Linked DNA regions of Homo sapiens: region 2 is linked to region 1. A link is a contact called in ENCODE Hi-C or POLR2A ChIA-PET data. All regions are on one chromosome and are shown on one strand. Each heading gives the region's core, a stretch centred on a gene start or an enhancer-like site at or near the end of the contact. The rest is flanking DNA. Distances are from core to core; before and after follow the strand shown.

Evidence for each region. Hi-C counts contacts between places; a loop is a spot of excess contacts on that map. ChIA-PET counts read pairs that join two places held with the same protein, here RNA polymerase II (POLR2A). Pooled maps may share reads with other maps.
Region 2: a pooled map shows a loop between it and region 1 (20-fold over the local background). The contact joins the promoter of TRABD here to the promoter of DENND6B in region 1. A Hi-C loop is called at or near these places in 1 of 168 maps with a recorded cell type or tissue (OCI-LY7), 7 of 37 single-sample maps with no recorded cell type and 12 of 50 pooled maps. POLR2A ChIA-PET finds 5 or more read pairs at or near these places in 7 of 52 experiments (B cell, HEK293, IMR-90 and 4 more).

The regions. Positions count from the first base shown.
Region 1 is chr22:50,324,797-50,330,151 of GRCh38, forward strand. It overlaps DENND6B (DENN domain containing 6B), which reads right to left and starts at 2,216. Exons shown (of 20, transcript NM_001001794.4): 1 at 2,016-2,216. The coding sequence starts at 2,192. RefSeq lists a silencer at 1,965-2,604.
Region 2 is chr22:50,182,324-50,187,199 of GRCh38, forward strand. TRABD (TraB domain containing) reads left to right here and starts at 3,590. Exons shown (of 10, transcript NM_001320485.2): 1 at 3,590-3,653. RefSeq lists an enhancer at 1,302-1,877 and silencers at 2,763-2,832, 3,023-3,122, 3,393-3,762, 4,029-4,338.

The DNA.
Region 1 (5,355 bases), core at 966-3,465:
AGGGGTTACCTGAAACAGGACCCCCTCCCCTGTCTCTTCTCAGCATCCAAGACTTATTTACCTAAGCCCATTCCTTCCTCTGAGCTGCATGCATCCCAACTAGAGTCTTCCTTCCATATCGCAGAACCAAGCACAGTCCTGGGGCTTTGCAGTGCTTAGCTGGGCTGAGCTGTGACTGAGTTGCACAGTGGGTGCTCCCTAAGTCTGTAAGTGACTAAAACGACCTCGATCTTCCCTGTGACTTCCAGGTGAGGGAGGAAAGGCAAGAGTCATGTGCTCAGGCCCCGGTGGATCCACTGCCAGGTTTCTGCACAGACTCAGTGATCTGCAGGTGCCCAGATCATTGCTATGGAGGGTTTCGCTCATGGACCTGGGTCCCCAACACTCTGCCAGCTGACCATGCCCCTAGTCCGAGCTGAGCATCCCCAGCAAAAGCTCAGGAGTCCAAGCACACACAGCCTTCAACAGCTCAGAAATAACTTTCCGAATGGGTTTTAGAAAATAACACGAGAATGTCTTAAGGAACAGAGGAACCTCCTTTTTTTTTTTTTTTTTTTTTGAGATGGAGTCTCACTTTGTCGCCCAAGCTGGAGCGCAATGGTGCAATCTCTGCTCACTGCAACCTCCCCCTCCCGGGTTCAAGCCATTCTCCTCCTCAGTCTCCCGAGTAGCTAGGACTACAGGAGTGTGCCACCTCGCCCGGCTAATTTCTGTATTTTTAGTGGAGATGTGGTTTCACCATGTTGGCCAGGATGGTCTCAAACTGCTGACCTTGTGATCTGCCTGCCTCGGCCTCTCAAAGTGCTGGGATTACAGGCATGAGTCACCGCGTCCGGCCAGGAACCTCTTAACTTCTTTTGTGATTTTGTGGGGAACAATCTGGGCAACAGTATTGAACTAAGAAAGGTTTTCAACCCTGGGCAGGTCACCACACTTCTTGGTACTCAGCCCCCACCCAGTGATGCTGTTTGAGGCTGTGCACCTGCTGGGGACCGTGTGTGGTGGGAGGGGCTCCAGAGAGTGCTAGAGTTAATGCTTTTCTGTTTAGAAGACTATATGCTTCTCATGGCCTCTTGGAGTTCAGCAGGGCCTTAGAAAGCATCTCCCAACCACAGAGACGCGCTGCCTGGCTTTCCTGATGATGATGATTTGGCCTGATCTTGGACACCTGCGGTAATAGAGAGCTCACTACCCCTCACGAGGTTCCTTGCGCCAGCGCGGGGAAGCCTCCCTCCATCTGCAGGTGGGCCTCCCCTGTGCTGGTCAGCTCCCTGGTGTGTGTTACACAGGACACAGAGAAGATCATCCTGCGGGGCCTCCCTGGAGGAAAGGAGGCTGCCTGTGTGGGTAGGTGAGTGGAGGCCTGCAGGCAGCAGAAAGACCACATCGAAAGCCCATGGGCACAGCCGATGAACAGACCCCCACGAGCAAGAACACCACAAGACGCAGGTGGAGGGACGGGGCCCATGGGGTCTGGATCTGATGCTAGGTGAACAAGGAGGCGCTGCAGGGTTTTAAGCAGGAGAGCCACAAAGGTTGAACTCTGGGGTGCAGCTGGGGTGGGGATGACATCAGTGATGGCAGCAAAGGAACGGATCCGAGACCTTTGTTGCAGAAGGAGCCGTCAGCCTCGCCTATGCCCAGAGATGGGATGCGGAGCGGAGGGTAAGCCCGGGACTCTGGCGGGAGCCACTGAGGGGATGAAGGTGTCACTGCTCCGGTGGGGAATGGAGGGGGGAGATGTGAGACATTTACTGGGAAAAATCGAAAGAGTACCACTTAGGTTATGCAAAATGCTCCATCCCAATGTGAAGACAAGATCCGACTCCGAGCAGCTCGCCTTCCCTCCTCGGCCTGGGGAGCGCTTCTGGAGCCCGGAGAAGAGGCCCCTCCAGGAGGCGGCGGCCGAAGGCCAGGGAGAGTGCGGGGCGGCCGAGGGCCCCAAGCGAGGCGGGACTGGCCCCGAGAGGCGCAGCCCTGCCCACCCGCCCGCGCCCGCGCTCGCGCCCGCTCACCTCCAGCGCCTGGCCCAGCTCCAGGTCGAAGGTGACCACGCACACACACTCCAGCCAGGCGGAGAAGCGCGCCCAGGGCGCCGCCGGGGTCCGCGCCGCGCGACCTGAAGACGTGGGTCCAGCCGCGCCCAGGCAGCCGCGAGCCCGGCGAGGCCCTGTGCCCAACAGCGCGTCCATGGCGGCGGCCGCGGGTTGCCGGGGAAACGCGGGCGGGGGCGGCGCGCGTCCGGGCCGCTCCTCAGAACAGTCGAGCGGCCGCCGCGGCCCAGTGCGGCTCCCGCGCGGCCGCGCGCCCCCTAGCGCCCGAGAAGCGCCAGCGGCCGGGCGCCGCCCAGGGCACCAGCGAGCCGGACGCGCGCGGGCCAGAGCGGCCGGAGCCCACTGGGGGACTTCCGGGGAAGCGGCCGAACTGGGGCCTTCCAGGGTCCACGCCGTCTGAGGCCCGAGAGAGTCGGTTCGGCCCCGGTGTTCGCGGATCCCGGCTCGCGGGAGCCTCGGGGCCAGGCCAGGGAGGCAGAGCAAGCTGCAGCCAGCCGGCGCCGGGCTCGTCGGGCTTCGCAGGTCCGGCCAGCCTACCTCGCCCCACCGCGCAGGGGCCAGCGGCGTCGCGGGCGTTTTCGTGGCGGAATGGCGTCCTCACTGAGCGCCCAGCCACCACCGCGGACTCGCGCTCGCTTCCTCTGGGGCCCGCGCGGCCTGGGGTCGTGTCTGACCGCGGGTGTCCACGCAACACCTCTGCAGTTTCACTTTCCGGGGGAATCGCGGGGACCTGGAGCGAACTCTTCCCTCCCTCGCGAGGGCCCCGGGCCCCGCTGTGGTCCACAGAGCACCTTGAGGCCCGGCGTGGAAGGGCGAGTTTGGGGCTGTCGGTAACTTAATGAGGCACGCCTTTGAGTCGTGGGCCTCATGACGTTTCCGTGGAAGGCGGGCCGCATATACTGTGGTGGTCCCTTCAGATTACCACGTGTTGGCCAGACGCGGTGGCTCACGCCTGTAATCTCACCGCTTTGGGAGGCCGAGGTGGGGTGGCGGATCACGAATCCAGGAAATCGAGACCAACCTGGTGAAACCCTGTCTCTACTGAAAATACAAAAATTAGCCGGGCGTGGTGGCTGGCGAGCGCCGTAACCCCAGCTATTGGGGAGGCTGAGGCAGGAGAATCGTTTGAACCCCGGAGGCGAAGCTTGCAGTGAGCTGAGATGTCGCCATTGCACTCCAGCCTGGGCGACAGAGTGAGACTCCATCTCAAAAATAAAAAAATAAAAGATTACCACGTGTTGTTCGGATCATCTGGCCTAGGTGTGGGGTAGGCTGTCCCATCTAGGTTTGTCACATAACAAAATCGCCTAATGACACATTTCTCAGGACATAGCTTCACCGTTGAGTAGCACATGGCCGTATTGTTTTTTGTTTGTTTGTTTCTGTTGTTTTTTTTGAGACAGAATGTTGCTCTTGTTGCCCAGGCAGGAGTGCAATGGCATGGTCTTGGCTCACTGCAACCTCTGCCTACTGGGTTCGAGCGATTCTCCTGCCTCAGCCTCCCGAGTAGCTGGAATTACAGGCGTGCACCACCACGCCAGGCTAATTTCTGTATTTTTGGTAGAAACGGTTTCACCATTTTGGCCAGGCTGGTCTCGAACTCCTGAGCTCAGGTGATCTGCCCGCCTCGGCCTCCCAAAGTGTTGAGATTACAGGCGTGAGCCACTATGCCAGGCCCGACTGTATAGCTTTTATTTTTATTTTTAGAGGAAAGGTCTCACTCTCTCCCAGGATGGAGTGCAGTGGCCCATTGCAGCTCACTGCAGCCTCGATCTCCTGGCTCAAGCTATCCTGCCACTCAGTCTCCTAGGTAGCTGAGGCTACAGGCACACGCCGCCATACCCCATTATTTTTTTATTTTTATTTTTTGTTCGTTTTTGTGGAGATGGGGTCTCGTGCTGCCTGGGCTCATTTTCATTTCTCTTGGGCGTGCATAGAAACCAAATTGCTGAGGCATAACCTGGGTATATGTTTAGCTTTCCCCAAAGCAGCCATACATTTAAAAACATTCCTACCAGGCCAGGCGAGGTGGCTCATGCCTGTAATCCCAGCACTTTGGGAGGCTGAGGCTAGTGGATCACCTGAGGTCAGGAGTTTGAGACCAACCTGGCCGACATGGTGAAAACCTGTCTCTACTAAAAAATACAAAAATTAGCCAGGCATGGTGGCGGTCACCTGTGATCCTAGCTACTCAGGAGGCTAAGGCATGAGATCGCTTGAACCTGGGAGGTGGAGGTTGCAGTGAGCCGAGATCAAGCCACTGCACTCCAGCCTGTGTGACAGAGCGAGACTTTGTCTCAAAAAAAGATAAAAAAAGAAAATGGAAACATTCCTACCAACAGTTTATGTTTCCTTTGCTCCACATCCTTCCCAACATTTGGTGTTGCCAAGCGTCTTCATTGTAGCCAGCCAATGAGTGGGTAGTGGTATCTTGTGATTTTTAAAATTTTGTTTATTTTATAGAGAAGAGATCTCATCCTATCACCCAGGCTGAAGTTCAGTGATGTCATCATAGCTCACTGCAGCCTGGAACTCCTGGGCTCAAGGGATCCTCCTTCATTGGCCTCCCAAGTAGCTGTAACTACAGGCATGTGCCACCGTGCCTGGGTATTCTTGTGGTTTTGATTTGCATTTCCCTGATTACTAATGGTCTTGAGCATTTTTTTCCCCTGTGGTTATTGCATGCCATCATTGTAAGATGTACTCTGATTTTGAGGTAGGAGGCAGAACTTTATTCCAGACCAGATTAAAGACTGGCTGAAGGCCGGGCGCGGTGGCTCACGCCTGTAATCCTAACACTTTGGGAGGCCGAAAAGGCGAGCAGATCAGCAGATCGAGACCATCCTGGCTAACACGGTGAAACCTCATCTCTACTAAAAGTACAGAAAATTAGCCGGGTGTGGTGGCTGGTGCCTGTAGTCTCAGCTACTCGGGAGGCTGAGGCAGGAGAATCACTTGAACCCAGGAGGCGGAGGTTGCAATGAGCTGAGATCGCACCACTGCACTCCAGCCTGGGCGACAGAGGGAGACTCTGTCTCAAAAAAAAAAAAAAAAAAAAAAAGCTGGCTGAAACTGGGAAGAGGCAAAAGCACCGCTCCATGAGACATGCCCACCAGTGCCATCTCTGTTTACCATTGCCATGGCAACACCCACAAGTTACTGCCGCTTCCCATGATAACCACCCCAAAGTTAACGACCTTTTTCTAAAACTTTCTGAATAACTTGCACCTTAATTTGTACATAATTAAAAGTAGTTGGCCGGGTATGGTGGCTCACGCCTGTAATCCCAGCACTTTGGGAG
Region 2 (4,876 bases), core at 2,340-4,839, 140 kb before region 1:
TGCCATGGGCGTCCTTGCTGCTCGCCAGCTGGGGCTGGGGACCCTCCTCACCCTCACACATGCACCCCGCCCACCTGCACCTGTCCTCCCTGCCCCAGCAGCCACCCGGCATCCCGCATGGCTCGGCTCAGGTAGGGAGACGTCCAGTAGTCCTTGGGGGCAGCCGGTCTGCGTGGTGCTGAGTCCCGCAGGCCCTGCCTCCCAGCTTGTGAGAGGAGCTGTCGCTGCCCAGAAAACGTCTAGGCCGAGGTGGGGCTTGAGCTGAGCCGGGGGACACAGGAGGCCTCAGGTGGAGCCACCTGGAGACTTCAATGTGACCAGGGCCATGGGCAGCAGCCACACTGCCCATCCCCCGCCTGTGCGCCTCAGCCTGGCAGGAGGTATGAAACCAACTCCTGTCTGGAAAGAGGTTCATGCCTCAAGTGAGCACCCTGCCCTGTGCTGGAGCTGGCCCTCCCTCTGCGCGGCCCGTGCTGGGGAGCTGGTGTCCGTCCTACAGTGAGACGCTGGCTCCCACCTCTCCCAGGTAACATCACCACCTTATCCCCAGACCTGTTCCTCTGGCTGTGTCCTTGCCAGCTGTGCCACGTTCCTAGAGGCAGGCGGGCAGAGGCCTGAAAGGGTGGCGCTCACCCTTGGCACTGGGTCAGGGCTGAACCGGCCCCAACCGCCTTCCCCCATAGGGCTCCCTCCCTCCCCTTGCCCCAACGCCTGCTTCTGTGGGATCTGTCACTCTGCTCCGAATGGGACTTGGCCCTTCCTCAAGGTCCACCCCTTGAGGACAAAGCCAGCCGGGGACCAAGACGGTCCCTCCCAGCACAAATGGCTTCACACAGTTTGTTTCTGTTCCTGAGAGCCCCCACCCTCCCTAGGACTCCTCCTCACTCCCCCCAGGGCACCTCCAGAAACCCTCCTCTGGCTGCTCCAGGAACAGGGCATCCACATGGCCAGCCCCCCGGCGTCAGGGCCTCAAAAGCTCTGGCACCCCAGGTGCACGTCCTCCACCTCCACCTGACCCTCTTCCCAAGGCAACCCCGCCTGCCCCCCACGGCAGAAGGGACAGAGCCTGCCCAGAGAAAAGCAGGCTTGGGAGCAGAACTTTAGAAGACAAGCCCAGCCTGAGATGTGGGTGGTGGCCCAGGGCCTGCGGCTGAGGTCCTGCCTCAGTTTCCCCAGCACGCTCCCTGAGGACTCAATCTCCCCCTTTTCTGCTTCTCGCCCCTCACAGCCTAGTGCAGCCCTGCAGGGGACCCCAGCCGGATCGGAGGGCAGTTCTGCTTCTCCACTGTCTGCTGCCCACCGGGGGCTGGGATCTCGGACACTCTCCCCTCCCCAACTGGCCACCTTGCCCAGGTGAGTCAGAGGGTCGTTCTGCAGCCCGGGGGCCAGCGTTGGTTTGAAATAGTGCCCCCTCCTGCCCCTCCCCCTCCCTGAGCATAAGCAGGCCTGGCAGGTGGATAGAACCGTCCCTCTCATGGAGAAGGAGGGGCTCCAGGAGGACCTTGCACCCATCCCAGATGGCCAAGACTGAGAACCCAGGCCTCCAGCCCCCAGGCCAGGGATCTTCCCTCCACACCAGCCCAGCACTGAGAAATGGGTGAGGTGGAGCCGGGGCGACTGCCACCCGCTGCCCTCCTGTGAGGATGTGGCCGAGATGGTCGGAAAGGCAGAATGACCACAAAGGCAGCGAACAATGAGAATCAATGGAGAGGATGTGAACCAGAGGCCCTAGGGCCCAAAGTGAGTGTCCTTCACCAAGGAGGACAGAGGCCTCTCTAAGGCCAGGCCTGGCCATTTGGGGACCAGGAAGCTGTAGGAGGGGGCGGGGCCTCTTGTGTAAGAATGCTCAGTGGGCAGCCAGCCCAGCCTGCTGCCGTGTGGACAGGCATTTTCACCCATCCGCCCCACCCCGGGAGGACCACCTGCAGACTCAGGACCAGGGACCTGAGGGGACCCCTGCAGGCCACCCGAGCCGGGGCAGCTCCTCAGAACCTGGGGCTGGGGCCGGGGCCTCCCTTCCTGGAGCCTGGAAGGAAGCAGGCTCCCCAGCACGGAGTCCTGGTGGACGGCCTCAGGCAGACCCAGACCAAGCCTGGGCGCTGCGTTGGACTCCCCCAACCCCAGGCCTGCTGGGTCAGCCTTCCAGGCTCGCTGAAGGTTCCTGCGTGGGGCAGCCCTCACTGAGGTCCTCCCCGTGGCTCCAGAGAGGAGCTAGTCCTAGGGCACTCGAGTAGAGAGGTGCGCCCTCCTCCCTCTTCTAAATGGTTCCCCAGCTGGCCCCACCTGGCCCCTTTCCCCAACTAACTCATCAGTGCCTGGCAGGAAGACACAGCAGCCCTCCCCCGGTGACTGGAGTCCTGGCCCCAGGGCAGGCCCCGCTCCAAGAACCTGATCCTTTGGCTGGGGCAGGGCCGTAGAGGTGGGCGCAGAGCTTCGGGGAGCTGGCTGTGGGGTCCGCGCATGCAGCCCGCAGGCAAACCATTGCCAGGCCCACGCCTGCACTAAGCCCAGCGCCAGCGCCAGGTCAGCCAAGAACCCGGGGTCGTGGAGGAGGAAGGAAGTCGTGGGCCCGGGATGCGCGGCCGGACCATTGCAGGAGAGCGGGGCAGGCGGACGGCGCAGCAGCTTGCGGGCAGCGAGTCGTCTGCATGCGGCGGCGAAGCGCCCGGGCCCCCGTCCGCGCCGGTGCCCGCAGCGCGCAGCAACTTGGCCGCCGGGTCCCGGCCGCCCCGGTAGAGGCTGGGTACAGCGAGGGGGCCGGGCGCCCGGGCAGGACGGGCGCGGCGGGTGGGGCCTGGCCGTCTCCCCCTGCCCTCGGGGCCGAACACGCACAGCGAGAGTCTAGCGTCGGCGTGGCTGCGGCCAGCCGGGTCCCCCTGGAGGCCTCCGGACGATCGGAAGTGACTGAGCGTCCGGGTCCGTGAGGCCGGGGGTCGGCCCGCCCTAAGACTCCCACCTGGTCCCGGTTCTCCGTCCGCTAGGCTGGCCGCGGGGCCCCTGGGGCCCGACCTTCCCGGGGTGCCCCAACCTGCGGCAAGGCCGAGGTCCCGCTGAGGCATGAGTCCCGGGTCGGGGACCGCTCTGGGCCGACCCCCGGAGGACGGACTAGGCCGATCCCCAGAGGGAAGGGGGCCAGGCCGAGGCCATGGCAGCGCGTTCCCTGATCCCGTGTTCTCGGCTCCTCGCGTCCCACTATCGGCTGTCCCTTTCGTGCGGGACTGACGGCTCACAGAACAGTTACATTTCAATATCATTCGACTGAAAACCATCCTGTGGACGCCGTGCGAGCATTGTCCCCATTTCACAGCTTGGGAGCTGCGACCAGAGAACGTGGGCGCGCCTCGCAAGGCCGTGACCGCGGCGGGACTCGAACCCTCCCTCCTGAGTGCGCGCCGATGTTCCTTAGGACCCGGGAGCGCCGGGGGGGGGGGGGGGGGCGGGGGCCCCGCGCGCTACCCCCTGGGAAGTGTAGTCCGAAGTTGCGGGCCGGGGCCAAGCAGGAGGCGCGTGGGACTACACTTCCCGGCATGCCACGCGGCCGCCGGCGCCCTCGGCCCGTCCGCCCCGCCCCGCCCCGCGGCCCCAGCCCGCCCCGTCCGTTGAGGGCCCGCGCCGCATGGAGGCCGGCTGAGGAGCGCCGCTGCCTCGCCTCGGTACGCCGCGCGGCGCGGACGGCGCGTGCGTGAGGACGGGGCCCAGCACCGAGCGGGGGGCGGGCCCGGGTCAGGGCCGCGGGGTGACTGTGGGGGGCGGGGGGAGCGAGCCCGAGTCGGGGGGTGGGGGCCGGGGGCGGGGGGGGTCAGGCCCGGGTCAGGTTTTGGGGCCGGGGTAGCAGGTCGTGGGGGTCAGGCCCGGATCAGGTTCAGGTTTTGGGGCCGGGGGAGCAGGTCGTGGGGGTCAGGCCAGGGTCAGATTCAGGGTTTGGGGCTGGTAGACCAGGGTCGTTGGGGGCCGGGCCCGGGTCAGGTTTGGGGGCCGGGGTGGCAGGTCGTTGGGGGGGCCAGGCCCGGGTCAGGTTTTGGAGCCGGGGGAGCAGGTCGTGGGGGTCAGGCCCGGGTCAGGTTTGGGGCGGGAGCAGGCCCCGCGCGTCCCCTGCCACCGCTGCCGGGAGCGGCGCTGCCGAGGAGCGGAGCCCCCCAGGGCTGGGGCGGGGAGGGTCAGCGGCGGCCTCGCGGGAAGGCGCGGGTCGGACCTCGAGTCCCAGGGTCCTCGCGGGTCGGGAGGGCCCCAGCCACCCCCGCCTGCCGCCTGCGGTGGAGCCGGCCGAGGTGAGAGTGGAGGAAGGCGGCCCAGGCCTGCGGGTCTCTGGGGGTGCTGGGGGAGGCCGAGCGGGAGGCCCCGGACCCCCGTTGTCCCCTCCGGCCCCGCTGAAACCTGGGGCTTCGCTCTTCTGTAGGTGCCTTTGCCCTTCAATTGGAGCAGAGCGGGGTTCCCATATGGGCGAAGTGGACGCCAGATCGTCCCCCGCTGTGCGCAGCCCAAACTTAAAAGGTCTTTTTAACTGAGCTATCATGAAGCTGCCGTGTGTCTTTGTCAAAACTCTTACAAGAAAGATGGAGTGGGAGCTGTCTGGGCACTAGCGTCCCAGAAACAACCAGGAACTTGTGGAGGTGCTAAGCTCCCTGCGGGGACTCCCGCAGCCTCGGTAGCCTCCAGATGGAAGCCTCCTAGCTTTCAGGTCCCTGAAGAGGCCGTGCAGGCCGCCAGGCTCACTGCGCTGTGTGTCTCTGCTCCCCGCTTGCTGCCGCCGCCCTTGCAGTGTGACTGGTGGGGATGCTGGCCAGCCTCGCCGGAGGCCCTGATGCTGTGGGGTCCGAGGAGGGGGCCTGGCAGGGTGGGTGGGTGGCAGGAGCCTGTGGGGCCCCCTGCATGGTGG